3 separate regions of the Homo sapiens genome follow, and all the other regions are linked to region 2. Evidence: chromatin contacts called from ENCODE Hi-C or POLR2A ChIA-PET data. All regions are on one chromosome and are shown on one strand. Each heading gives the region's core, a stretch centred on a gene start or an enhancer-like site at or near the end of the contact. The rest is flanking DNA. Distances are from core to core; before and after follow the strand shown. Region 1 holds the start of DLGAP1-AS5 (DLGAP1 antisense RNA 5). Region 2 holds the start of DLGAP1 (DLG associated protein 1). Region 3 has its middle 190 kb from the start of DLGAP1.

Region 1 (4,132 bases), core at 132-2,631, 190 kb before region 2:
CGTACCGGGCCTGCCTTCTATTATTATACCAGGACGCATTTTCATACTGAGTGGTTCTGCAACTATCAATACAAAGTAAAATAATATTACTGACTAGAAAACTAACAGAGTAGGTATCTTTCCGTATTGCTTTTAATTACCAAAAATGCCCATATATGAGATTTAAAAAATTCTTCCATTCATTTAAATGAATTCTTATTAAAATTTGTTTGAAGTGATATTTTAAAATAATTTTTAAGTAAATATTAAATAAAATGCATAATTTAAGAAATACAAAAAGACTTTATGAATAGTCCTAAAATCTGATCTACTACCAAATATGGCCAAAGAGGATAAAGAAAATTCTAGATGAAAAATACTTCCATTAAATGTTTAAGTTGAATAAAGGCAAGGCCTATGTCCTCCTCCTCACTTTATCTTGGTAATTGGTGCCCAGAACTTCAATATTTAAAAGAAAAATAAATGGATAAATGTGCAATTAATCAATTCTGGTTCATTTCAGCATATCCTATGGAAGGGCAGTTGCCATCAAATTCAATAGGTGCTCTTTGTACATCATCTTTGTATTTTTTTAATGTGTTTTTTCTTTTAGATAGATTTCAGTTACTTCAGAACATTAAACTACATGAATGAGAAGATATGATTTATAAACATTTTCTCTCAAAATGAATGACTCCCTACTCATTAAAAATAATTTGGTTAATATTGGCTCAACTATTATGATAACGAAAGCAAATAGTCTTTCTGAAGTCAACATTTCTTTAAGCATCACATATGAAGATATTTTCCCACAACTTCTCATAAATATAAATAAGTCATATGTGCTTTGTTAAATTACGTTCTGTAGGACCAGGGTTGGTGAGGCAAAATCAATTATAAAATGGAAAATTCATAAAGTCCATCCAGGAGCTTCCTGTATTTTTAGGAAAAGGATGTTGAGATTTCTTGGAGCCACAGAAATCCTTGTATATTGAACTAAAAATAGAGAGGGAAAGAGAAGATGTGGAAAGTGCATCCATTTGCTCTAAACATTCCAAGGCAATCATTTGCTTTTCTCATCTCCATCCTCTTCCTCTAAGCCAGCAGATGTATGTGCTAGCTTGGCTCCCACACTGAACTCACATTTTGAGATCCACATCCGGTCAGAGGAACAAAGTTCAATGTCATTGTTCTCTGGTAAGTATTGTGTAAGATTTTCTCTTAATCCTTGATGATCTGTCAGTAGCTAGATTCCTGCCCTTGCATCAATAACTACTTCATAAGACTCATTCTTCACCTTCACTGACCTTCAACTCTACACTCTACCTCTGCCTCACCCTTGGTTCCCACTCTGCACTTCCTCCCAGGCAGTCTGCCACCTGGCTTCTCTAACTCCTGCCTTGAGCCAAATCCCGACAGGACTTGTTACTTTCACTTGCTCTTTTTTCCTCCCATTTTAGCAGCCAAGGATGGGAATTACACAGCGAAATGCAGGCTAATCAGCTAAATCTAGATTAAATATGCTAGTCCTTGGGGACCTTGAGCTGAATTAATGGAAACCGAGGTTTTTAATGTTCCAGACTAATTTTGGAAGCTCACTTCCAGCAGAGGCAAACTTGAGGCTGTCCAAAGGGAGCAGATGGCAAGGCTTTCTCCAGGTGCACCAACCTTTGAAACAGCCCTCGGCAAAACCATGAGGAAGGTAGGAAGATTGGAATCTTTGAATCTTACCTTTGAATTTCCTTTTGTGCTTTTCACTTGCTTTCCAGTGCTCCCCTGCCTAGCCAAAACATACCCACCTAGAACTTCTCAGGCTCCCCTTCCTTTCTCTGTGCATCAGACAAAATTCTTTCTCTCAAATAATGACAGATTTCCGGTAAATCTTAATCATATTAATGTAATTTTTCCTTCCTTCCTTCCTTCCTTCCTTCCTTTCCTCCCTCCCTCCCATCCTCTCTTCCTCCCTTCTTTCTCTCTTTCTTTCTTTTTGACGGAGTCTCCCTCTGTCACCCAGGCTGGAGTGCAGTGGCACGATCTCGGCTCACTGCAAGCTTCACCTCCCAGGTTCACGCCATTCTCCTGCCTCAGCCTCTGGAATAGCTGGGACTGCAGGCGACCACCACCACACCTGGCTAATTTTTTTGTATTTTTAGTAGAGACCGGGTTTCACTGTGTTAGCCATGATGGTCTCAACCTCCTGACCTTGTGATCCTCCTGCCTCGGCCCCCCAAAGTGCTGGGATTACAGGTGTGAGCCACTGCACCCAGCCCCTTCCTTCCTTCCTTCCTTTCCTTTCCTTTTTCTTTGTTTCTTCTTTTTCTTTCTTTCCTTCCTTCCTTCCCTCCCCTTCCTTCCTTCCTTCCTTTCCTTTCCTTTTTCTTTGTTTCTTCTTTTGCTTTCTTTCCTTCCTTCCTTCCCTCCCTCCCCTTCCCTCCCTCCCCTTCCCTCCCTCCCTCCCTCCCTCCCTTCCTTCCTTCCTTCCTTCCTTCCTTCCTTCCTTCCCTCCTCTCTTCAGTGTCTCACTGTTGCTCAGGCTGCACTGCAATGGTGCACTCATGTCTCACTGCAGCCTTGACCTCCCCGGCTCAACTGATCTTCCTGCCTCCGCCTTCTCAGTAGCTGGGACCACAGGTGTGTGCCATCATACCTGGCTACTTTTTTTGTTTTTTGGAGAGATAGGGTTTCCCTATGCTGCCCAGGCTGGTCTTGAACTCCTTGGCTCAAGCGATCCTCCCTCCTCAGACTCCAGAAGTGCTAGGATTACAGGCATCACCCACCATGCCCAACTATTAATATAATTAACACTGAATAGTTCAGTATGAGGAACTCTCTTAAGATATTTTGCTCTTATAGTGTGTTTATTAATCTCAGTGATATAATGGAATTTGAAATTTGTAGGATACACAAAAGATCATTTTGACCATGGAGTTACTTTTCATTTAGCTGATTTTTCAAAATAAATTATATTGAATAAAACTACCCATTAGCCAACCAACCTCCATCACTTCTTCTTGCAGGCCCTTTATAAGTAGCTCTACACTCCATCCAACTATACAGCCCTCAAGCTGGGAAAGAATGTAAATTTGAGTTTGCCACAGATAAAGCATGAATAGATTCCACTAATCACTTGCTTGGATGATAAAAATACAATGCCACAGACTAGAGAGCACAGAAAATCACTATAATGGCAATTTGGGCATAAATGCTTATCCTAAGAACTGGAGAACTCCTAGTGGGCTAAATCATTTTTGAAGGCCTCGCTAGATCAACGGGGAGCACAGAGCATAGGTATCTTCAGAGCTGACTGGGGAGGACCTTTGCTTCTTTATTTGTCTGTTCACTTTTTTCTTTATTTCCCTGATTAGCAGGCAACAAGAGGAGATCAAGAAAGTAAAAATAATTATTTCAATTGCTCTTTCATACTTCCAGCAAATTTCTATCTAAAGACAGCAGACAGCACAAGTTTCTCCAGGTGCACCAGTTGCTGGAAAGTCAAAACTAAAAGCTCAATGATATTTGGGTAAATTTCAGATGATTACATACATCCATGTCTTATGACAACAATGATCAAAAATCAACTGCATTCTGGGCAAACAAGCTGTCTGTGATTTTTTTAAAATGATTTTTGAAATCAGCATATGGGCTATATGTATAATTTTTAGTAACTCATTAGATAACATTTACAAGCAAATAAAAGACTCCAAGTGTAATCTTTATATAAATTTGGCATTTTGATCAAGTCTGATATCCATACACTCATCTCAGGTGCTGAGTTTACTAATGTGCTCACCCACCCACTGATAGCTGCCTTAGTTGAACAACTCTTACCTTACTCTTTTGCAACTATTTGCCTTTTCTTTTTCTTCTGCCTGACTTTTTATTAGGTTTGTGTATTGGTTTGGGACATTTTATGACAATAGCTTATCACAAACACAATATCCTGATGAGACTGAAGACCAATATTTGTTTCTATCACTGTAATGAGTGTGTGTGTGTGTGTATCTATCTACCTATCTAATGAGCCTAATATTACAGTCAACTGCTGTCTTAATACTGTGATTAATGCTATGTCTTACCTGCCCACCTGTGCACCTAATCTTTACAACTTCTAATTTGTGGCAGAGATAAATGGACTATCAATGGGAAACTACAA
Region 2 (4,141 bases), core at 1,404-3,903:
CATAATATTTTGGAAGGAAGGTCTTGTCTCCATTTGCTTTCACTAATCGCTAATATGCTTTTACTGGGTTTTTAGTCCTGGCAGAACAAAGCTTATGTTGATGGAGAAATTAAAGATGCTAAACCATGAAAATTCCCTCCTAGGGAAAACTCATATACTCATTATTTCCCCAAAGCACAATTGCTTGTGTGAGATTTAAGAAGCCTTGTCAGAAAATTATTTTGACATATTTAAAAGAATGTTAACCAGTTCCTTTTGCCCATATTTATATTGCCTGTAATGTTTGAGATAAAGTATTGTATTTGCAGACTAATCTTAGAATGAAATATAGAGAAATAGATAGCTATAAATTTAAAAAAATCTATGTATGCAAGTACATTCTTCTTTACTCACACAAGGTAACTAACATTTTCTCTTAAGTAAATTAGTTTTTTAAAAATTCACAGAATTTTATATCTGCGACTAGGGGTATTGCAAGGCACTAACCAACTGAAACAACTTTACATTTAAGTACTAAATCTAAAGGAAATTAAGAACAGGGCTACTGACACCTGACTTCTATGAACTTTCTTGTTTCATGCCAGAGTATGAATTTTCTGAACCAAGGGTAGCGTTTATAACTTAAACTTTTTAAAATCATACATTTTGCATAGACATATTCATTATTTCTTTATAGGCTTGAATTTCCTTTTAAAAACTTAAAGAAAACTTTATATTCTTCTGGCATGAAATAAATTAGGATCTTGTAAAATTTCTTGCCTCCATGTCATTTCCGTTCAAGTTTTATTCAAGGAATAAAAAGTATTGCTTTATATGCAAAATGACCTAGGCCAATAGAAAGTCGTTTCCTGAACTGAAATCGTGCTATAAATAACAGTCAAAGGGCTGTTCTTTTTAGAACAGCTCTTTCAGGGTAAAAAATAATTTGCAGGATGTTTGCCTTAGGACCTAAAATCGCTTTCCTAGTTCTCAGCATTTCTCATCTCCATGTCTAACCACATCTTAGACTGATCTATCCTCACCTTCTACGAAGCCATTCACGAAGACCACAAAAGCTAAAAGATCTGTCTTTAATTGGTACTTTTATTATATGTCTTTCCTCGTAATTCCCTAACTTCACGTGTTATGGAAGGAGGCAGGGAGCATTCACCTCCCACGACCGGGAGTCAGTCTCTGTGTCAGGAGTAAGGAGTGAAGAGTCTCGCCTGGATCCACAAAAGACGTGACATCTCCCACCCAGCGTCCCACTGCTTGCCGCCTGGCTACCTTTAACCCCTTGCCCTCCGCACATCCTCCCCTTCTCTAGCAGAAAATTCCGCAGCGCTACGGTCGGGCTGGAGGCAAGCCCTGCAGCCGGGGGCGAGCGCGGCACTCGGACACAGGCACTCAGTGTCTCCGGCGCCGGCAGCCGAGCCACGGGCCACCCCTTCCCACGGCCTCCCGGTGCCACCCAGCGAGGCCGGGACAGCGCGCCTTCCGCAAAAAGCGCAGCAGCCGAAGTCCTGAAAGCAGGGTCTTCATCGCCGCGGGCCCTCCGAAGGTGCCTCTCCCAGCTGCAGCCGCCCCTCAATGAAAGTGCAATGTGTTATCTCGCCCAGCCCAGAGGAGAGGTCCCTGTTTGGCCTTGGTTCCAGCCCGGCTCATTCAATTCGCTGAATGTCGGGTCTCCCGGCCCGCCCCGCGATTCTCCGGGAATTGGCCTTGGCCGCGGGCAGGGGGCGACTCTCCAGTGACCTCCTCCTTGGACCCCATTTCTCTCTCTCTCTCTCTCTCTGTGCCTGTCTTTGTGTCTCTGTTTCTTTGGCTTTCTCTTACAAACGCACGGGGGAGTTGGTCCTTTTCCACAATGCCAAAATGTCACCCAAAAAGCTAGTGCAACAACTTGCTTTGCAAACGACCCAGGAGCCTGCCGAGAAAGCCCTGCGGGGAGCAGCCCCCTCCTCCCCTGCAAGGTGCATCGGGGGTGGGGTGGGGGTGCGAATTTGACCGGTGGACATGACCGGGACAGGGGACCGGTGTTCTCCTCCCCTCCCCCTTCCGGGACCCTGTCGCAATTAGAAATCCTTCCCCTGCCTGGGTCCCCGTGGGGAGCCGCGAGGACCGCATGGCCGGAGAGGACGCGCTCGCCCCCGAGATCCCAGGTTACCCGGAGGGCCCGGGAGTGCACCCCGGGCGGCTGAAAGGGTAAGGAGCGCGGACTCTCGAGCCAGCGGCCGGGGGAGCCCAGCCCGCAGCCCCTCCGCGGGCGAGGGAAGCGGCGACCGCGCGGCAGGCAGCAGCCAGGAGCCACCCAGCGCGCCGCGACCGCCGCCGCCGCGCACGCCCCAGCCCCGCGGCGCAGCCCGGCGTTACCTGGCCGCGTCCCGCAGTCCGGCCCTCGCTGGCTGCGTCCGTCCGTTGGTCCCACGAGCCTCGGAGGAAGGAGAGAGATGTCCCCGCGACCAGGACCGGCTCTCAGCGAGGTGACGGGAAGGACTCGAGAGAGGAGCCGAGGCGGCGGCGGCCGTTCGCGCCGCCTATGCTGCCGATTCCCCGAGGCGGAAGGTGTCCGCGAGGCCGTGTCCTGGAGATTGCGGCGCCCGAAGCGCAGCGCTCGCCTCTGGAGCGGAGGCTGAGCGCCGGGACGCGGCGGGCTGGGGCTGCAAGGCTGGGCTGGTGACCCGCCCCTGGGTGCATGTTAATACGGTGGGGAGGAGGAGTCCCGCGCTTCCTCCGCCCAACCACCGGAGCCGGCGGGCGGGCGGCGGCCGCGGCCCGGAGCCAGCCGCTCCCACCCGCCCCAGCTACTACGGCGCGGCGCGACCGCGGGCTCCGGCCCCAGCCCAGGCACGTGCGCCCAGGCCGCGGGGAGGCGCCGGCGCCTCCCGGAACGCGCTCCTGGCCTGCGAGTGCTGCCCGCTCAGTCTCCGGGTGGGAAGTGCGCTCGCCCCGGACCGAGGGGAAAGCCCAACATCCCCGGGATGGAACAGAGAGGCGGCCACCCGTGAGTGGGCGTGACCCATTGGTTCCCTTGCGCAGCATCTGTGGAGAATTAAGCTTTCCCCTCCTCTCTTGCCAGCCGTTGTTCCTAATCTTGTCTTTTTTAAGGGAGGAAAGCAGGAGAACTCATGACACTTTGTATCACAGGAAATCAAGTTGGTGGACAGAGGGTTTGCTGACCTCTCCCGTCCCTCCTCAGGGTCCCTAGGAGAATTTTTGAAGAAGTAATCGGCAGCAAGGAGATGGGGGCAATAGAGAGTCTCAGACTCGCAGGGACCCATGTTCGTCCCCAGCGCCACTACTTTCAAACCGTTATCCCTCAGAGCTGTTTCCTCACCTCCACAACAACTCTCCCGGGTTCGATGACACTATATATCCCACCAGTTCATCTTGGTACAGGCCAAAAGGTAATTCAAAAAGCGAAACGAATCTCATCTCCTGACCTGTGCCCTCGGTAAAGTCCCCAGGTTCCACCCCAAGTACACTTGGAAGCCAGGCCCCTCCACACAGGCTGAGCACCACGCTTCCACAAACTGAAAACAGAGAGAATCCACTTGGTTTCAAAGTTAGAATAGGGATAGCGGCGTGAGTGGGTGAATTGCGATGTGGGTCAAGGAGAGAAAAAAGTAAATCAATTAAGTATTTATTGAGCTCCTGCGCTGCCCACTTAATTGCAAACGTTACAGTAGTTAAAATAATCGTGGTTAATCACTGCCTTATTATTTCCTTCTATTAAAAAAAGAAATGGCATCTTCATGGAGAATGTCCTTTGTTCTACAGCTTCCTGAGGGAATATTATGCCAAAAAGTACATAATCTTTATGTAATTTTATCCAGAAGTTATAGCATAAGATTTAGCATCTGTTTTGTGTGATGTCTAATTATAAATATTAATAGAATATCCTTTTAAAGACAACACTTCTAAAAATGCAAGGAAGTGAAAAACAGTTTTCATAAAAATATGACTCAGATAAATAACCTCTTTCCTGCAATTTCACTGAGTGATTTTCCATTAAAGAAAATAACAATTACTGAAACCACTAAATGGAGGTAAATTCTCAGCATTGTAATATCATGAGCACCGACGCTTTAGCAATGATCTAAAAGATATTCTCAGACAATTCAAGAATTACTATAGGGGCCCAGCTCAGTGGCTCACACCT
Region 3 (4,399 bases), core at 713-3,212, 190 kb after region 2:
TGACTTTAGGTTGAATTTAAACAGTTATTTTTAAAAGCCTTGATAAAGGAAAAATAATGCAACAGGTAGAGAACATGCTCAATAGTTAAATATTGGAACTCATCTCTAAAATGTGTAAATCCAGCAAGTCAGATTAACTACTCTCTTCTTAGTTCCTCTGGATATTGATATCATGTATATACATGGTAGAGATTTTCCCTTCCTTATTTGAAAAATTATTTGTGTAGCCTTGTCTGAAAATCATCTCTTTGCCTATATTAAATGATTTATAGGTCTACAAAAATTAGCATAGCAATGTAAATTATAGTTCCAGCTTTGTTACTAATTAGGCGTGTCATTTTAGTTATATGTCTTAATCTTTCTGGATTTCAGCTTCATCTGTAAGGTGAGGGGCAGAGCAGAGAAGATGTATAAGTGGCGTACGCACCGCCACTCACCATGCTGTTTGCGGCAAGCATTACTAATCAAGCATGACAATCTTTCCCATTGAACTCACACATTGCATAGGATCCTTTTCATCACAGCGTATCTCTGAATTAGATTTTACCTGATTTTATTGAACACTTACTATATGTCAGCCACTATTTAGGATACTTATCTGTATTAACTAGCTTAATTATGACACAATTATGACAGGATTCTATGAGGCACGCAAATTAATATCCTTATTTTGCAGATTAGGAAAGTAAGGCCCCAAAATTTACATATAGTAAGCAACAGAGCGTAAAATCAAGCAGCCTGTGCTTTCCTTCATTTTGTTACTTTGCCTTTGAGTTCTCTAGAGTCTATTTTAACACAAATTCTATGGGTAGTACTAAAAGCATGCCACAAACATTTGACAGTGAGAAGTATTCTCTGCTCTTTGGGATTTGTTTTATTTTGTTTTTTAGTTTCTTCACAGCTTTATTCTCAGCACCTAGCCCCGTGCCTAACAGATGGTGGACACTCAGTAAATATTGATTGAATGAATAAATGCTGCCATCCCCACAGCCAGTATCACTATACTTTAAAAAACAGGCTGTGAAATTATCTCTTTTTTATATTGCATCAGTCTGCTATTCTGCAGACTCCACATTGATCATTTTCCAGGCAGCATCTTATTTGGTTTCCTCTGGCAGGAGCTACAAAAAGATTAAGAGAGGGAGGAACCCAAGGGGAACTCCCAGCTGTCCTATCTAATGTTCTATCTCAGTTCTTCACTGGTTGAGAGTTTATTATCATTTTAACAATTATCTGGGACCCACAAGTAAGAGGTCGGCCACAGGCAATTCTTAATTGTGGGAGCAGTGATGATGCTTTGCATAAGCTGACTCTTGCCATGCAAGAGAAGCAGCCCGAAACGAGAGTGGTCAATGCCAAACTGGGAGGAGTTGTGTCTGACTAAAGAACAGATGTTCTTGTGTATAATTAGTAGAGACTTGCAGTGACCTAGGTGGTTATTTAACTCAAAAAGGAAACAGCCAAGAAGCCAAATTTGGATAATTTTGAGGGGATTTCATGGTGAGTCATTGAGCAGACTTTAACAATGACACAAAAAGAACAAATTGGTAATCTAGTGTTTATAGTGATGTATGTAGAATTAACATCAGGACAACTTAAAACCAATGACACTTTTTGTCTGGATCCTTACGCTTTCACAAAATAAACTAGTACCTAGCTTATCTGAATTATAAGCGATAACAAAAGCTACAAGTAACCAGAAAAGCACGTTTGGAAGATGCTTATCAGTGACATTTTCTACAAATTATGACAAATGTATTTGAGGAGTAGTCTTTAAGATTCCTGGCATATGCAGATGTCTATCTGTATCACATGATAACCATGACTTTGGAAACCATTATATTTCTTTCAAATGCCAGACTGAATCCAGATATGAATGCTTGGACAGCTTCAAATAATGAAAATAAGAGTGTGCTAACATTGACTGCAGTGTACGAGATAAAAAGTAGGGCAGAGAAGGAGCAAACATAGACCCCCCAAAAAAGGCCATTGGCAGGAGCTACAGAAAGATTAAAGGGAGATGAAAGGGAGGGAAGGAGCCCGAGGGGAATTCCTAGCTGATGCTAATTGTACCATAGCCACCAGCTACCTCATTGGGTTCCTTTGTGGTTAGCACAATGGGGTACTGGTTGCTGTCCTCCAGGGAATTCTGCACAGCTCTGAAAAGAAAGCATTTCATGTATTATATGAGGTTGAGAGAAAGGTGAATAAAATAAGTTGGAGATATTGTCATATTAAGAGGAAATTAATATCCATTTTAATTAAAGGTAATCAATATTGGGAGATGTAGCAGGATGCAGAAAGAAGAGAGTTGCTAATTTCAATGCCATTAAAAAGCTGTGACCATAGGCAGGTGCCAGCACAGACAGACATCAGCTGCATGTACACCTGCTGTTCCCTGTGAAGTGGAGCAGTGGTTTCTGTCAGGTTCAAAATCAAATCATGAATTTTGCCTACATGTTGTCAAACTACCTGGGATAGTTTCCTCCCTCTTGGCAGCCCCTGACCCAACTAGCATTGTCATACCACTTTGTAATAATCCAAAGATTCTTCATCCCAGGTCTGTCCATTTCCGAGAGGCCCATGTCCCGAAACTGTTCCTCTCCCCCTGCTATGGACTGAATTATGTCCCCAACAAATTCATATGTGGAAGTTCTAAGCTCCAATGTGATGGTATTTGCAGATGGGATTTTTGAGAAGTAATTCGTTTTAGATAAGGTCATGAGGGTAGAGCCCCCACGAAGGGATTAATGCCCTTATAAGAAAGAAGAAACACTAGAGAGCTTGCTTTCTCTCTCCAGCTGCCTGAGGACACAAGAAGGCAGCTGTCTGTTACCTAAGAAAAGAGCCCTCACCAGACACTGACCCTTCTGGCCCCTTGATCTTGGACTTTCAACTTCCAAAACCATGAGAAATGAATTCCTGTTGTTTAATCCACCTACTCTATGGTATTTTGTTATGACAGCCCAAGCTGACTGAGACACCCTCTCTGCCCCATGCCATCCAAAATCACACTAAAGCATAGAAAGTGTGTGGTATATATATATATATATATATATATATATATTTTTTTTTTTTTTTTTTTTTCATTTAGGTAGTTAAACCATCCGGGTTCTTCGTAGAGTAGGTCATGCAGACTTGGCCAAGGGTACACAACTGCTCTTCATCTCACCCACAAAATGAGAGATTTAGCTAAATGATCTATAAGTGTAGTCCTAAACTGCCTGACAGTACCGGAATCTTTCTCCAGAGCTGCTTATTTGCCAAATGAATATAATTGGCATAAAGCCTGCAGGAAAGATCTTGAGAAGGGGAGTCCCCAGAATTCATTCATGTACTTCATGGCATTTATCTCTGCCATCGTGATAGAAAAACAAGGCTTAGCAAATTGACCCTCTGCTTCTGCAGCTGCTGACCCCTGGTAATGTTAGAACAGAAGCAAGCTAACCCTGGAGGCTTGGACTAATTCTAGCAATGATAAATACAGCTTGCTTTGTGGCTGTCACCCTGCCTAGAGGACTGAATGGCCAATGGTAACAACCATTGCGCTTGTTATGCACTGCTCAAGTCTCCCATTCTGCTGAGCCGATGCTGGCAGTGCCTCTGCAGAGGAAGAGTCAAGCCCTTCAGAATCTATGGTTTCGGGTAATTGGGTGCTGCACCTCATTATGGTCATTACCAGGATGATATCTCCTTAGGGATTTCCTTTAGGGAAAGCAATCACTTTAGCAAAGTCTGAAAGGCAAGCATCTTTATCTGGTTCCTGTCATCCCAGATGTCAAAAACATCCGTGAAGCTGTGTTCTAGGGTATTATGAAAATTACTCCAAGGCATTTCAAAAAAATGGCTCACACTCTATTCTGGGATCTCTTCACTCTTTTATTTCAGTCCCTGACTAAAATGTAAGTGGTGTATGATAGCAACACTGTACTCCAAAAAAAAAAAAAAAGAGAATTTATCAAGCAGTAGGTTAAGAAAGCAATTTAAATGACAGTTCTTTTTCCTTCTTCTCACCTTTGCCCATGCAACTTTGTTCTTGTTCATCTACATTCTAACAGAATGGACCTAACCTAAAAGGAACTCTGAAATCAGTGACAAATGTGAGTGACTTAGACATGTGAAGGATGCCTTTAAGTGTTATTTGGCTCAAAAATAACTTCAGTAATTTTTACAGCTTTCCTGGAAAGCAATGAAAAATCACCTGAGGCGCAGTGTATTCACAAGAATGGGAACTTTGCATCTAAAATATATAGTCTTGAGAACTGGGAAGGTATTCAAAATGATACAATGTAACAAAGACCAGGGTTGGATCCTGGAGAATGTTTCAATGCTAAATTCATAAAATCATTGTTAAACCCATGTATTTACTTGTGAGAAAGAAAGGCAAATTCTATCCAGA

What was found. Hi-C counts contacts between places; a loop is a spot of excess contacts on that map. ChIA-PET counts read pairs that join two places held with the same protein, here RNA polymerase II (POLR2A). Pooled maps may share reads with other maps.
Region 1: a map with no recorded cell type shows a loop between it and region 2 (3-fold over the local background). The contact joins the promoter of DLGAP1-AS5 here to the promoter of DLGAP1 in region 2. A Hi-C loop is called at or near these places in 2 of 168 maps with a recorded cell type or tissue (A673 and GM12878), 8 of 37 single-sample maps with no recorded cell type and 3 of 50 pooled maps. POLR2A ChIA-PET finds 5 or more read pairs at or near these places in 1 of 52 experiments (GM12878).
Region 3: a map of GM12878 shows a loop between it and region 2 (4-fold over the local background). The contact joins the enhancer-like site here to the promoter of DLGAP1 in region 2. A Hi-C loop is called at or near these places in 1 of 168 maps with a recorded cell type or tissue (GM12878), 13 of 37 single-sample maps with no recorded cell type and 5 of 50 pooled maps. POLR2A ChIA-PET finds 5 or more read pairs at or near these places in 2 of 52 experiments (GM12878 and H1).

What each region holds. Positions count from the first base shown.
Region 1 is chr18:4,263,221-4,267,352 of GRCh38, forward strand. DLGAP1-AS5 (DLGAP1 antisense RNA 5) reads left to right here and starts at 1,382. Exons shown (of 3, transcript NR_036489.1): 1 at 1,382-1,681. All of the region lies in intron 1 of DLGAP1 (DLG associated protein 1), which reads right to left.
Region 2 is chr18:4,452,654-4,456,794 of GRCh38, forward strand. It overlaps DLGAP1 (DLG associated protein 1), which reads right to left and starts at 2,654. Exons shown (of 13, transcript NM_004746.4): 1 at 2,353-2,654. RefSeq lists a silencer at 2,674-2,803.
Region 3 is chr18:4,638,434-4,642,832 of GRCh38, forward strand. No RefSeq gene overlaps it. Among named protein-coding and RNA genes, the nearest start is that of DLGAP1, 190 kb to the left of the region's middle. Within about 2 kb of position 1,963, at least 2 of the 41 ENCODE cell types and tissues checked have a DNase peak (open chromatin) inside an H3K27ac peak, as active enhancers do; they include GM12878, where a contact is called at or near this core.